Linked DNA regions of Homo sapiens: region 2 is linked to region 1. Evidence: chromatin contacts called from ENCODE Hi-C or POLR2A ChIA-PET data. All regions are on one chromosome and are shown on one strand. Each heading gives the region's core, a stretch centred on a gene start or an enhancer-like site at or near the end of the contact. The rest is flanking DNA. Distances are from core to core; before and after follow the strand shown. Region 1 holds the start of FLJ40288 (Putative uncharacterized protein FLJ40288). Region 2 overlaps CHCHD3 (coiled-coil-helix-coiled-coil-helix domain containing 3).

Evidence for each region. A loop is a pair of places that touch in the nucleus more often than their neighbours do. ChIA-PET counts read pairs that join two places held with the same protein, here RNA polymerase II (POLR2A). Pooled maps may share reads with other maps.
Region 2: a map with no recorded cell type shows a loop between it and region 1 (2.3-fold over the local background). The contact joins the enhancer-like site here to the promoter of FLJ40288 in region 1. A Hi-C loop is called at or near these places in 1 of 37 single-sample maps with no recorded cell type and 2 of 50 pooled maps. POLR2A ChIA-PET finds 5 or more read pairs at or near these places in 1 of 52 experiments (GM10248).

What each region holds. Positions count from the first base shown.
Region 1 is chr7:132,646,587-132,652,821 of GRCh38, forward strand. FLJ40288 (Putative uncharacterized protein FLJ40288) reads left to right here and starts at 2,208. Exons shown (of 5, transcript NR_046323.1): 1 at 2,208-2,457. It also overlaps a transcript of PLXNA4 not described here.
Region 2 is chr7:133,051,034-133,057,268 of GRCh38, forward strand. All of the region lies in intron 2 of CHCHD3 (coiled-coil-helix-coiled-coil-helix domain containing 3), which reads right to left. Among named protein-coding and RNA genes, the nearest start is that of MIR3654, 19 kb to the left of the region's middle. Within about 2 kb of position 2,723, at least 9 of the 41 ENCODE cell types and tissues checked have a DNase peak (open chromatin) inside an H3K27ac peak, as active enhancers do.

The DNA.
Region 1 (6,235 bases), core at 958-3,457:
TGCAAGCCAGCAAGAGGGCCCTCACCAGGAACCAATCCTACTGATACCTTGCTCTTGGCCTTCCTAGCCCCCAGAACTTTGGGAAATCAATGCCTGTTGTTTAGGCCACTCAGTCTGAGCCCTACTGGTGGGCTCATCTTATGAAAGAGGATATTTGAGATGTAGAGTTGTTGAATGCATGAAACTAGGCTGGAACTAGGACCCAATTCCCAAGCCACTGCCAGTTCCACAGTCTCACAGACACACGGCCACACATACGAACACACACTGTCATACACTCACAAACACATGCTATCATATACACACACATGCATTCACACGTACACCAACATACACACACATGCAGTCACACACATATACAAACACACGCTGTCATACACTCACAAATACCCACATGCTATCATATACACACATACACTCACACATACACCAACATACACACATACACGCAGTCACACACATATACATTCACAAACACATGCTGTCATACATTCACAAACACCCACATGCTATCATATACACGCATATACACTCACACATACACTGACTTACACACATGCAGTCACACATATATATACATTCACAAACCCACAGTCATACATTCACAAACACCCACATGCTATCATATACACACATATACACTCACACATACACTGACATACACACAGACATGCAGTCACACATATATATACATTCACAAACCCACACTGTCATACATTCACAAACACCCACATGCTATCATATACACACATATACACTCACACATACACTGACATACACACACACATGCAGTCATGCACATATACACTCTCAAGCACACACTGTCATACAATCACACTATCATACACATATGCACTCACACACTTACATACACAGTCACACATATACTCACATGTATATTCATGAACACACACTTCCATACACTCAAAAACACATGCTATCATATACACACGTACACTCACATACTCACACATATGCAGTCACACACATGCATATACATTCACAAACACATGCTGTTATCCACTCACAAACACCCACATGCTATCATACACACATACACACTCATACACTCACATACACACAGTCACACATATACTCACATACACACTCACAAACACACACAGTCACAATATACTCACATACATTCACACAAGCAATTACACACATACATATACACTCACAAACACTATCATATACACACATATACACACACAGTCACACACATACACATACACTCAAAATATACACTCATAAACACACACTATCATATACACACATACACTCACACACATCCACATTCTTCCATATATACTCACGAACACACACTGTCATACACTCACACTCATACACTTACATACACATTCACACACAGTCACATATATACTCACATAAACACTCATGAACACACAGTCATATACCCACAAACACACATATACTCACACACACACAGTCATATATATACTCACATATACACTCATGCACACACACAAACTCACAAACTCAGTGTCATATACACATATACACACATATGCACTCACACATACACTCACGTACACACACACTTATGCATACATTCAGTCACACATATACTCATGTACACTGTGTCACACACACATATGCATACACTTACACACTCACACATCGTGTATGTCCTTCTAAGCACAGAAACGCTTTCCATTTCCAACAGTATCAATAATTCCTGATTACTGAGACTAGTGACTTACAGAACCTTCCCTTTTTCCAACTCTTACCAATTTTTCAGTGACATAAAATATAGAATTTGGCCATTTCCCATGGGGCTTCAGCCAAGGGACATCACTAAGAGCTGTATCTCAGCTTTCCTCTGCCTTCACACTCTCAACAGTAATGCTGCTCAGTATCCCCAGTGATCCCTAATGAGGGGGCTCCTCCGCCCAATGCTTTTTACCTTTTCGGGGTAATTAAAGCAGAAGCATTCAAGGTTTCAGTCCCCATGTTCCCTCCTCAATCCAGCTCCAGAGGGGAAATACTGGTCTGATTGGGCTGTGTCCCAAAACGCTGGGCCACGCTACTAGTGGGCAAGATCTCCATGCATTAAGGTCTCCATGTGGTCTGCATCTCATGATTAGACTGGGGTTCTGGAATGCATTGAAACTCATCTCACAATTAGACTGGGGTTCTGGAATGCATAACCCCAGTCTAATCATGAGAATCCACCAGACAGACCCAAATTGAGGGGGATTCTACAAAATACACGACCCGCACTCTTCTAAGGTGTCAAGGTCATGAAAAACAAGACTGGAAAACCAACACAGACTGGAGGAGACTAAGAAGACCTGACAACTAAATGCCATGTGGGACCCTGGAGGGGACCCGGGAACAGTAGTAGAAGAGCTGGTGACATCTGAATGAAGTCTGTAATTTGGGTAACAGTACTGTACCAATGTTAATTTCCCTGCTCTGCCAATGCGATGAGGGGTATGTAAAAGGTTAACATTAGGGGAGGCTGGTGAAGAATACATAGGAACTGTCTACTGTCTTGACAACTTTTCTGTATATCTAAAGTTCCTTCCAACTAAAACATTTAACTACAAAAAAAAAAAAAAAAAAAAAAAAAAAAAAAAAAAGCCAGGCCTAGCCTATATTACAATGTTCACTGAGAACATGCTGCTAGCACAGACCTGGTGGTGAGTTGCTCAGGGAACGTATGCACTGTAGTCATGCACTTGCTGGTACTGTTTATTAGGTGCAGACATCCCAGATAAGAGCTGAGTTACAAGCATCCAAATCAATGACATTTTAATAAATAGTTTACATATATATATATGCACACATGCACACACACAGATGGCAATAAGAGATTTAGTCTAAGATCTGTGCAAAAACGAGTTTGCCTAGCAAAACAAATTAACATGTTGGGTTTTAAACTGTTGATATTTGGCATATAAACCATTGGAGTTTTGTTTTTTCTATTACAACCATAAAAATAGTTTTTGGATAAAATTCGAATCACTTCTGCAGAGAGAAAAGACCTGGGTCCCACAGAACAGTTAGAGAATCACTAATGCAGTCCTTTTATTTTATAGATGGGAGTCCAGACAGGCTTAACCAAGGTCACATAGCAAGTTAGGATGAGAACCTAGGTCTCCTGGTTTCTGGTTCTGAGCTCTCTGAACCTGATGAGTGAAGGACAGCTCCAGCAATGGAGCCTGAATCCCCAGACAGCCTGGTACATCACTGCAAAACAGGCAAGGCCAGGTTGGCTGGGGCAGCCGAGAGCACACGGTCCCATAGCTCATGCAGATAGGGCTGGTCAGGAAGAACACAATGGCAACTCTGAAGAGCGAGTGTCAGGCAGCAGCTCTCTAAGGAGGCCACCACAGTCCGCAGGAGGGATTGGATGGGGGATAGGGTGTGAGGCAGCTGGTGAGTGAAAGACCACCTCCAAGAGCATGGAAGAAAACTCCAGGTCTCTGCAAGAGAAGGGAACAGAAGTGCCAACACCTGGGTCCAGCTGCTCTATTGAGCTGCCTTTGTTGAAGGACTGAGTTGAACAGCAGATCTTGCCGAGGCTGCCGCTTCCTGCCATTCACACTGTCCCAGAGAAACCTTCCCTGAGCATCATGCAGTTTTCCTTTCTAGATAACTGTTATTCATAGGTAAGATTATCTGGCTCATTTGTTTAGCTGTTTAGTGTCTGCTTTCCCCCATTCAAACGTCAGCAACTTGTCTGTTTTGTTCAAGGCTGAATCCCAGCCCATAGAATAGTGCTTGGCACATAGTAGGCACTCAATAAATAGCTATTGTATAGATGAGTAAATGGACTCTTCCCATACCCGATGTGTCTCTGACCTTGTATTTTTCTACATCAGAGCTATTCCTAGATGCATCTCAGAGTCTGTTTGTCAAGAAGCAGAGGCTTTGATGGAAAAGCACTTTGCTGAGAACATCTCAGGCAGCGTTTTTCTTCTGCTTCATTTTCTCTTCCTAATGTGTGACAGGACGGCACCACTGGCTGCAAGCCATCCTGAGACCATGCTGCTTCCCTCCCAGGACTGTCACATCCACCGCATCTGGTTTACAAGCCAAACACTGATATCCTGTCCTTGGGTAAACCCCAACATTCCTGTCAGATGGTTTCACTGTCTTAGGAATTCAGTACTTAGAAGGATATTGAAAGTATAGCCCAAGGCTAAATGAGACTTGGAATTTCCTTAATTGAATTGGGGACTTCAGCACCACAGACAGATGTTTTTGGCATAGTCTACTTGATGCAGCCCTCATAAACAAGCATCACACACAAACTGTCAGAGTTCTAAGTCCCTGCTACTTATGACCTTGGACACGAGTACTGCCATCTTTCCTCCAGATTAAGAATGAAAGAAAGACACTCAAGAATAACGAACTAAGGGACTTGCCTTACCAGATTTCAAGATTTATTAGGTAGACCCATATTCTTGATACAGAAGTGGCTTTTGGGTCACTGGGGATAGGATTAATTTAAATAAATGGTGCCAAGACAATTGTCTATCCACACAAAGATATTCCACTGGATATCCCAATGGGATATCCAGGGAAATGTGTGAATCACTATTCTTATCTCACATAAAAATAAATTCCAGGTGCACTGAAGACTTAAATACAAAAAGCAAAAAACTTTAAAACATTTAGAAGATAAGAAAGGAGAGTATTTTTACAAACTCAAAATCAAAAAGGGACACAAAAAGAAAAGATTGATACATGTCGACTACTCTAAAATCAAGAACTTCCATTCAAAAAGAAAGAAGAATTTTGAGGTATCAAAAGATACCATTAAATAAGTGAATAGCAACTGGAGAAAACATTGAAAGGATATTTAATCACCCAAGGATTATTATCTAGAACACAGAAATAATTCTTAAAAGTCAAAGAAAAGACAAAACCCAAAAGAAAAAGAGCAAAAGGCATGAGAAAGGATGCCACTAAAGAGAGGAAATATGAAAAACAAAATTAAAGAGAGGAAATATGAAGAGAAGTTCAATTTCATTAATAGTCAAGAGAATATAAATTAGAAGCACAATATCATACTCACCATATTGGCAAAAATTAAGAAACTCGAGAATAACAAGTGGTGGTGAGGATGTGGAGACATGGGAATTCTTATGTCAGAAGTATAATTATTTTGTCAGGAGTATATTCAGGCATTTTCGAAAATAATATGGAAACACCTTGAAAGTTAAAATTGCACCTACCGTAGGGTGAGTGATTCCACTCCAGGTACACATCCTACAGAAATTCTTACACATGTGTACCCAGAGACATATGCAAGATATCCACAACCATAATGTTCCCATTAAAAGCCTGAAACAACCTACATGCCCATCAGTGAAAGAGTGCCTACTAAGTCTGGTATCTTCACATAATGGAAAATTAGGTAGCAGTGAAAAGTAAATGTAAATATAGACACAAGGATAATCTTAGAAACATAATGTTGAATAGAAAGCAAGTTTCAAAGGACTACCATCAATATGTCTTTTTTAAACTCAAAATCAAGCAGAATGAAACAACATATTGCTTAATAATTCACACAGATGAGGAGGTGAAACTATACTTTAAAAGTTCAGGGAATGATAAGCATAAAATTCAAAATAGTGGTTATTTTTATGGAAGAGCAGGGCCGTGGAGTCTGTTGGAGGAGGAGAATGCAGAGAGCATCTATCTTATTGGTAAAACTCTGATTTTTAATTTGGGTGGTGGCTTCAGCAGTGTGTGTTTCATTAGTATGCTTTATTTGTTACCTTGTTATATAGACTCTACATATATTTATTAATACACTTATTAAATATATATACTAAAATTTAAAATACTAAGAAAGAATGTGAGGGAAAGCCATCTCTGGTCCCAAATCTTATTATCTTCCCTGAAATACACTTGCCCTTTGGGGGCATGTTGAGATTGATTAAGGCCAGATAAATTCAAATTGTAAAATCATTGTTATTCATTCATTTAACAAAAATTATGGAGCATCTACCATGTGCCTGCCCTGAGGACTGGTCACTGAGCAGGACAAACTTGGCTCTTGCTCTCACTTCGACAGAGCTAAGACTCTAGGAGCTAACCTGAGTCCTGGAGAATGTCTCCTTTCTTCACTTCCTCTTGGGCAAGCAATCTCCATTTCCTTCCCCACAGTGCTGCTGTCTTCTGAAAAGAAGCAGTGGACAAGGGATAAGAACCTGTCTTGGGAGGAGCCAATCTCTTCTGGGGTCTAGAATCTGCC
Region 2 (6,235 bases), core at 1,473-3,972, 400 kb after region 1:
TTATAATTACTGGCATCTTAAATGCAATAAAACACAATATTTCAAGCACAGAGAATACTGCTCAATGTTCTTGAAGAGTTCCTTCAGAAAAAGACCACAGCCAAGCCAGAAAGCATAACAACAATTACACCTGCTAGCTTTAAACTTCTCCAAACACTGACAAGGTTCTTGTAAGCCAGTGGGGGCACTGCAACATTCAAGCAGCCACTTCTTGAGGCTGCATTTCAAAAGGCAGGATCTCTATCTCCATTATAACATGTTTCTGCCTCATAACAGGGCAAGCAAACAGCGCGGGGAGATAGCATGACACACACACCCTTCCAAACCAAAACACAGCTGCTCTGTTAAATTTAGACCTACCAACCTTGACAGTACCCTTTTAACTACTATTTTTTCCCTAATTCTCTGGGGTGCTTTTTTTAAACCTAGAAGCTGCCAACAGCATTTTTCTACTAGCCAAGTTATTCTAAGCATCATATCCAAATAATGCAACATAAATAAATTCTTCTAAAGCAATAGATTTGTTTAAACGTATACTCTTGCACCTTGATCATTTTTATTTTTTTCTAATTTTTAAATTTTATATATTAGTTCTAGGCATACACACATATGTATATGTATGAATGAACATTTAGAGATAAAATTGCATTTCAGGCTGCTTGAGGATAACCTCAAAAAAAGACAATTCTCATTTATAAATGTTCACAGACATATACAAATAAGCTCATAATTATAACTATATGTAGCTATATAACTATAGCTGCAAATCTAATCATTCGTTCAAAAAAATGTTTTGTCCAAGTATAATCGCAGTGTTAGGAAACAAAGACGAATGAAAATGGTTCTTATCTAAAAAGCTCAGAATCTATCAAGGGAATCTTAGAGATAACAGTCCATTCCACCATCTGACAGATAAGAACACTAAGGCCCAGAGAAATAAAGAAACATACCCAAGGTAAAACAGCCAGTTGGTTATAAGGTTGAGATAGAAGTATTTCTAGTCAGCAATCCAATACCATGCCAATTTAGTCTCTACTGATTCTACAATGTTCTAGGCATTAGGTTAGCCCTGAGTTAAGTATTATTCCAATGTTATAAAGAGCCCCATGGTGACTCAGGGCTGGCTGGTCCCAAAACCTGAGCCCCCTCATTGTATCAATTGCCTCTGTGCTAACCATTCTGCAGCTACAGACCTTCACAGACTCTGGCCTCTGTCTCCCTGAAAAATGACCCGACACAGCATCAAAGTATTTCCATGTGCAGGTACTAAATCCTCCCTCCCTCCTACATAAAGTTTAGTGGAGGAGAGGAATGCAATCGTTGATAGCTTTGAAGCAGAGAAAAGCAAAAACAAAAAACCACCACCATCATACTTGAAATAGTGAATAAACAAAAGCCAACCAAAATTATATCAACTATTATAAAAGTGAATTGTTACAATCCCTTGATGTCACTGACCAGCCATGCCAGCCCTGGGCAAAACAGCAAGCAGGAGAAAGCTTGCCTTTGGCATTAGCCTGTACTGCAAAAAAACTTCAGTGACTAACGAACTGTTAAAATGCTCATACTAACATATCTGTGGTTGACACATTATTTTCTTAAGTGACAAACACACATACACAGACACACATTTGTATGTATACAAATGTTTGCTTGTAATCAAAACTGCATAGAGACAATAACTGAACTCAGATGTTGGAATCCAAAGTTGATATTTCAAACCCTCTCACAAGACATATGGAAAACCTGTACAGAAAGGAGCCAACCTTGACCGCAGCTATGGAAAACCATGCCAACTCTTCAGGGGTGCCATAGCTCATTTGTATATTCGTCATTAAAAAGTAAAATGCTATTTGGGTTTCCAAGTTAACCCAAAAACCCATGATAAGCCTGAAGAATTATTCTAACAACAATATTTCATCTGTACTCATTCTTTCTTTGGGAAAATGCATTCTGGATCCCTTTGTTCCATAATGGGAATTGCCCAAGAAAGACTAGTGGCTTTGGCACACAGCTCCTATCACTCTAAACTTCCTCCAAATTCACACGGCATTTTCTCTATATTTTTCTCTTGGCAGTCACTGCTTTTTACAATTTCTTAATAGTTGCTTATTTATAGCTATGTTAGCCCCTGTCACTCTTGGACATCACAAATATAGTAAGAGGCAAAGCTGAAGGCCAGGCTCAGTCACGTCAGGGCTTAAATATCTATCAATATTCGTGCTCCTTTCACCTAACCACAGTGCTGGCTGGCCATTTATTCAATAGGTGTCTCAGAGCAAACTCTTGGGTCATGCACAGGAGGGATGGGGACTATTTGCAACACTCAGAGAATCTCCCACCAAATCCTGACGCCTCTGCCTCTCTCTGGTCTAGTGAGCACTCAAATTTATACTTGGAAAGACCTACTGATTCAGCCCAAGCCATTCCACTGAGCAACACTCTGCTAGTCACGGGACACGTCATGAGAAGCCAAATATAATACTTTTGCTATGACAGAGTCTATGAAGAATCCCTAGTAACAATCACATGTGTGGTGAAGAACCACCCACTTCCACTATTCCTTTAAATCAGGGTCAAGTAGATTGTGTCTCCCTCCCAAGACGTTAATCTGAAGCATCCCATTCTTCAAAATAGTTGGCAATTATATGAAAAAGAAAAATGCATACATAATAATGCTAAGTGTCCTAAAGAATGACTCTGGTGATAAAGTGTCAGAAAATAACTGTTTTATTTAAGTTACTTGATGATGATCTCATTCAAGATTTCTTGTGGTTAACTGCATGATAAATACCTTCTGGCTATGATCTTTGTTCATTTTTCAAGAGGGCAAAATTTTGCATGAATGAACACACAAGAAAAGATGCTCCCTGCTCTTTCATCAACACAGAAACCACTAGTCCCCACAATGTGGAAGAAAAAAGAAAACTGCATTAAACAATTTATCTAAGGGCATGTTTTATTAATAAGTATTGCTTCATTAGTGCACAAATGCTATTTTAATGTAAAACATACTTTTAAAAATAAAGTACCTGTTAATGAGAAGTACAAGATCAACAGGCTAAAAAACAAACTATACCTACCTCTTCATTCTGAAGGTGACAGAAAAATAGCACCATTCCTTGTACTTCTGCCAATGCTATGCCTATTTATTAAGATAAAGCAATATATTACTCCATGAAGACAAACTTCTTCAATGACTTGAAACAAAAATATACTGTCCAAATATATCCAACAACGACATTCTGCTAATACTAAAATAACTTAGTGCAGTATTTCTCTGACAGAGAGAATGAGGTCATTCTGCATAGGCTCACAAGAATTCCCTCTCACACTGCCTTGCATCTCTGAAATGGTTAATGAAGTCCCAAAGCACATGCTATGAGCTCCCAGTCCAAACTTCAAAAAATAACAATAAATATTATATAATGCAAGTCCCTATGTATATACGGTAAACATAAAAACAGGAAAAAAATGCATTTAAAGATACTTTTGTTAAAATTTGACAAAATTTCAAAAGTATTTCAAAAGCTTTATTGACACAAAATGTGTATAACATAAAATTTACCCATTTAAAGTACCATGCAATGGTGTTTAGTATATCCTCAGAGTTGTGCAACAATCAGCAGTGACTCCCTATCCTTGTTACCACCACCACCACCCCAGCCCTAGGCAACCACCACTTCTGCTCTTTATACATTTGCCTATACTGGACATTTCCTATAAATGGGATCATTTAGTATGTGGTCTTTTGTGACTGACTGCTTTCATCAAACATGTTTTTGAAGTGGAAAGTATTCTGAAGAAGCTGGGGATGATCACAGGCCCATCCATTCATTCATTCCATTGTCAAGTGTTTCTTGAGCACCTTCTACAGGTCAGACAGATGCCATATGGGTCACAAAGGAACCAGGGGCTCTCAGGTATGCCTTCTGCCCACAAGGAGCTTAATGTATAGTAAAGGTGCTAACAGAGTTATAAATAAGTAACCGTTTTTAAAATGTAGAGGGGCCTGGCATGGTGGCACTCACCTTTAATCCCAGCTACTTGGAAGGCTGAGGTGGGAGTATCACTTGAACCCAAGAGTTTGAGTTCAGCCTGGGAAAAACAGTGAGACCTCATCTCTTTAAAAAAACAAAAATTATGTATTCTTAATATATAATGATATGTATATAAAATATACACATATAATTTTGCATATACTTATATGTTTATAATATACTTATATATTATAATTAATTATAATTATATTATCTATTTAATTAGAATAATTAGTTGAATATATTATATATAATTGTTATATATTTATAATTAGTTGTATTATATATTTGATTATAATTAATTATAATTATGTTATATAATTATAATAGTTATGTTATATAGTAATCATAATTATATTTGTTATGTATTTATTATAATTAATTATAATTATGTTATGTAATTAATTATAATTGTTATATATTTATTATAATTAATTATAATATAATTGTTACATATTTAATTATAATTGTTTATAATTATTATGTATTTATTATAATTAATTCTAATATAATTGTGTTATATATCAAATTATAATTAATTATAACATGTGTTATACATTTAATTATATTATAGTTAATTATATATAATTATATGTGTGTGTATACATAAAATACTGACTGCCAAGAGAAAAATATAGATAAAATGTCATGTGAGTTTAGAGGAAGGCAAATAGGATCAAGAAAAGTTCTGTTGAGGTGACTTTGGAGGTGATATCTCTCCCTCACTCCTCCCCCACCATACTCACACATATATATTAATTAAAAATAGTATAAAGATGTAAGGATAGAGCCAGGGCAGTGGCTCACACCTGTAATCACGCCTGTGCTTTGGGAGGCTGAGCAGAAGAATCACTTCAGCCCAAGAGTTAGAGACCAGCCTGAGCAACAGAGTGAGACCCCGTCTCTACAAAAAAGAAAAAAGTCTGCCAAATGTGGTGGTGGCACACACTTGTAACCCAAACTACTCAGGAAACTGAGGAGGGAGGATTGTTTGCACCCAGAAGGTCAAGGCTGCAGTGATCTATGATCACACCACTGCATTCGGCCTAGGTAACAGAGCAAGACTATGCCTCAAAAAAAAAAAAATGTAGGGTTAGAGCCATTTACTATAGAAGCAAATCCCCACTCCTTAGCTTTGTCAGTCTATTCGTATTTACTCCTTGTAACCTCATCTCCCACCAAGTACGTGCATTTCAAATAAATATAACTAGTTATAATTCACAGAAATCACCAAGCCCTTTATGACTGTAACCAATGCACCCATCATCGCACATCATCCTTCTCCCAAGAAATGCCCTTTCTCCTCCTCGCCCCCACCACCAATTCCATCATGTCTGATTGGTAAACTCCTATTATTCCTCCTTCAATATTCAGCTCAAACATCATCACCACCCCTTTCCTGAAGTCTGCCCTGACCGCCCTATGCAGAGTTAGTCGGCAGTCACATCTCTGACCTATTCATCTTTGAAACTCTGGCACTTAGTACAGTGTCTGGCACATAGCCAGTAATAAATAAATAAATGTTTGTTGGAACAAGGGCACAGAAAACCAAATGAAAGCCAAAGAGGGTAGACAGAAAGTAGTTCACTTGGCAAGAGTCAATGTGGAACAGGTAAAAGGTGGCAGTGAAGTTATGGCCCTGGATGCTTCTGTGTTAAAGAAGAAAAAAAGAAAAGGATACTTAGTGATCACCTGCTATATTTCACTCAGCACCTGTATATTTTCTCATTTAGTCTCCATGGCAACCATGAGAAATTGGCATTAGTCTCCCCATTTTATTCTGAAGAAAAATGAGACAACTTGTCCATGATCACACAACTATTAAATGGCAAAAGCCCTTTGAACACTAAATATACACCACATGAGCTCACTCTCTCTCTCTCTCCTCTATTCAGTGGTGATTTAACTACCACCTTTCCATTTCCCATGTGAAGAACTGGGGTTCATTTCCTCTGTAGCCCTATTTCTGAAAGCATGCAATCACATTACATCACTGCCAGTAAAGCACAGATGGTGATTTCAGTTGGCCTTTGCAATTGGGTCTGGTTCGGCTGGTTCAAGTTACACCTATTGAGGCACATCACAGATGATGCTGCAGGGCTGGGAATAGGGAGGTGTTTGTTCAACTAAAAGAATTTTACTTGGATGGAGAGAAAAAGGTAGTTCTCAATCAAAATATAACATAGCCTTAAAAA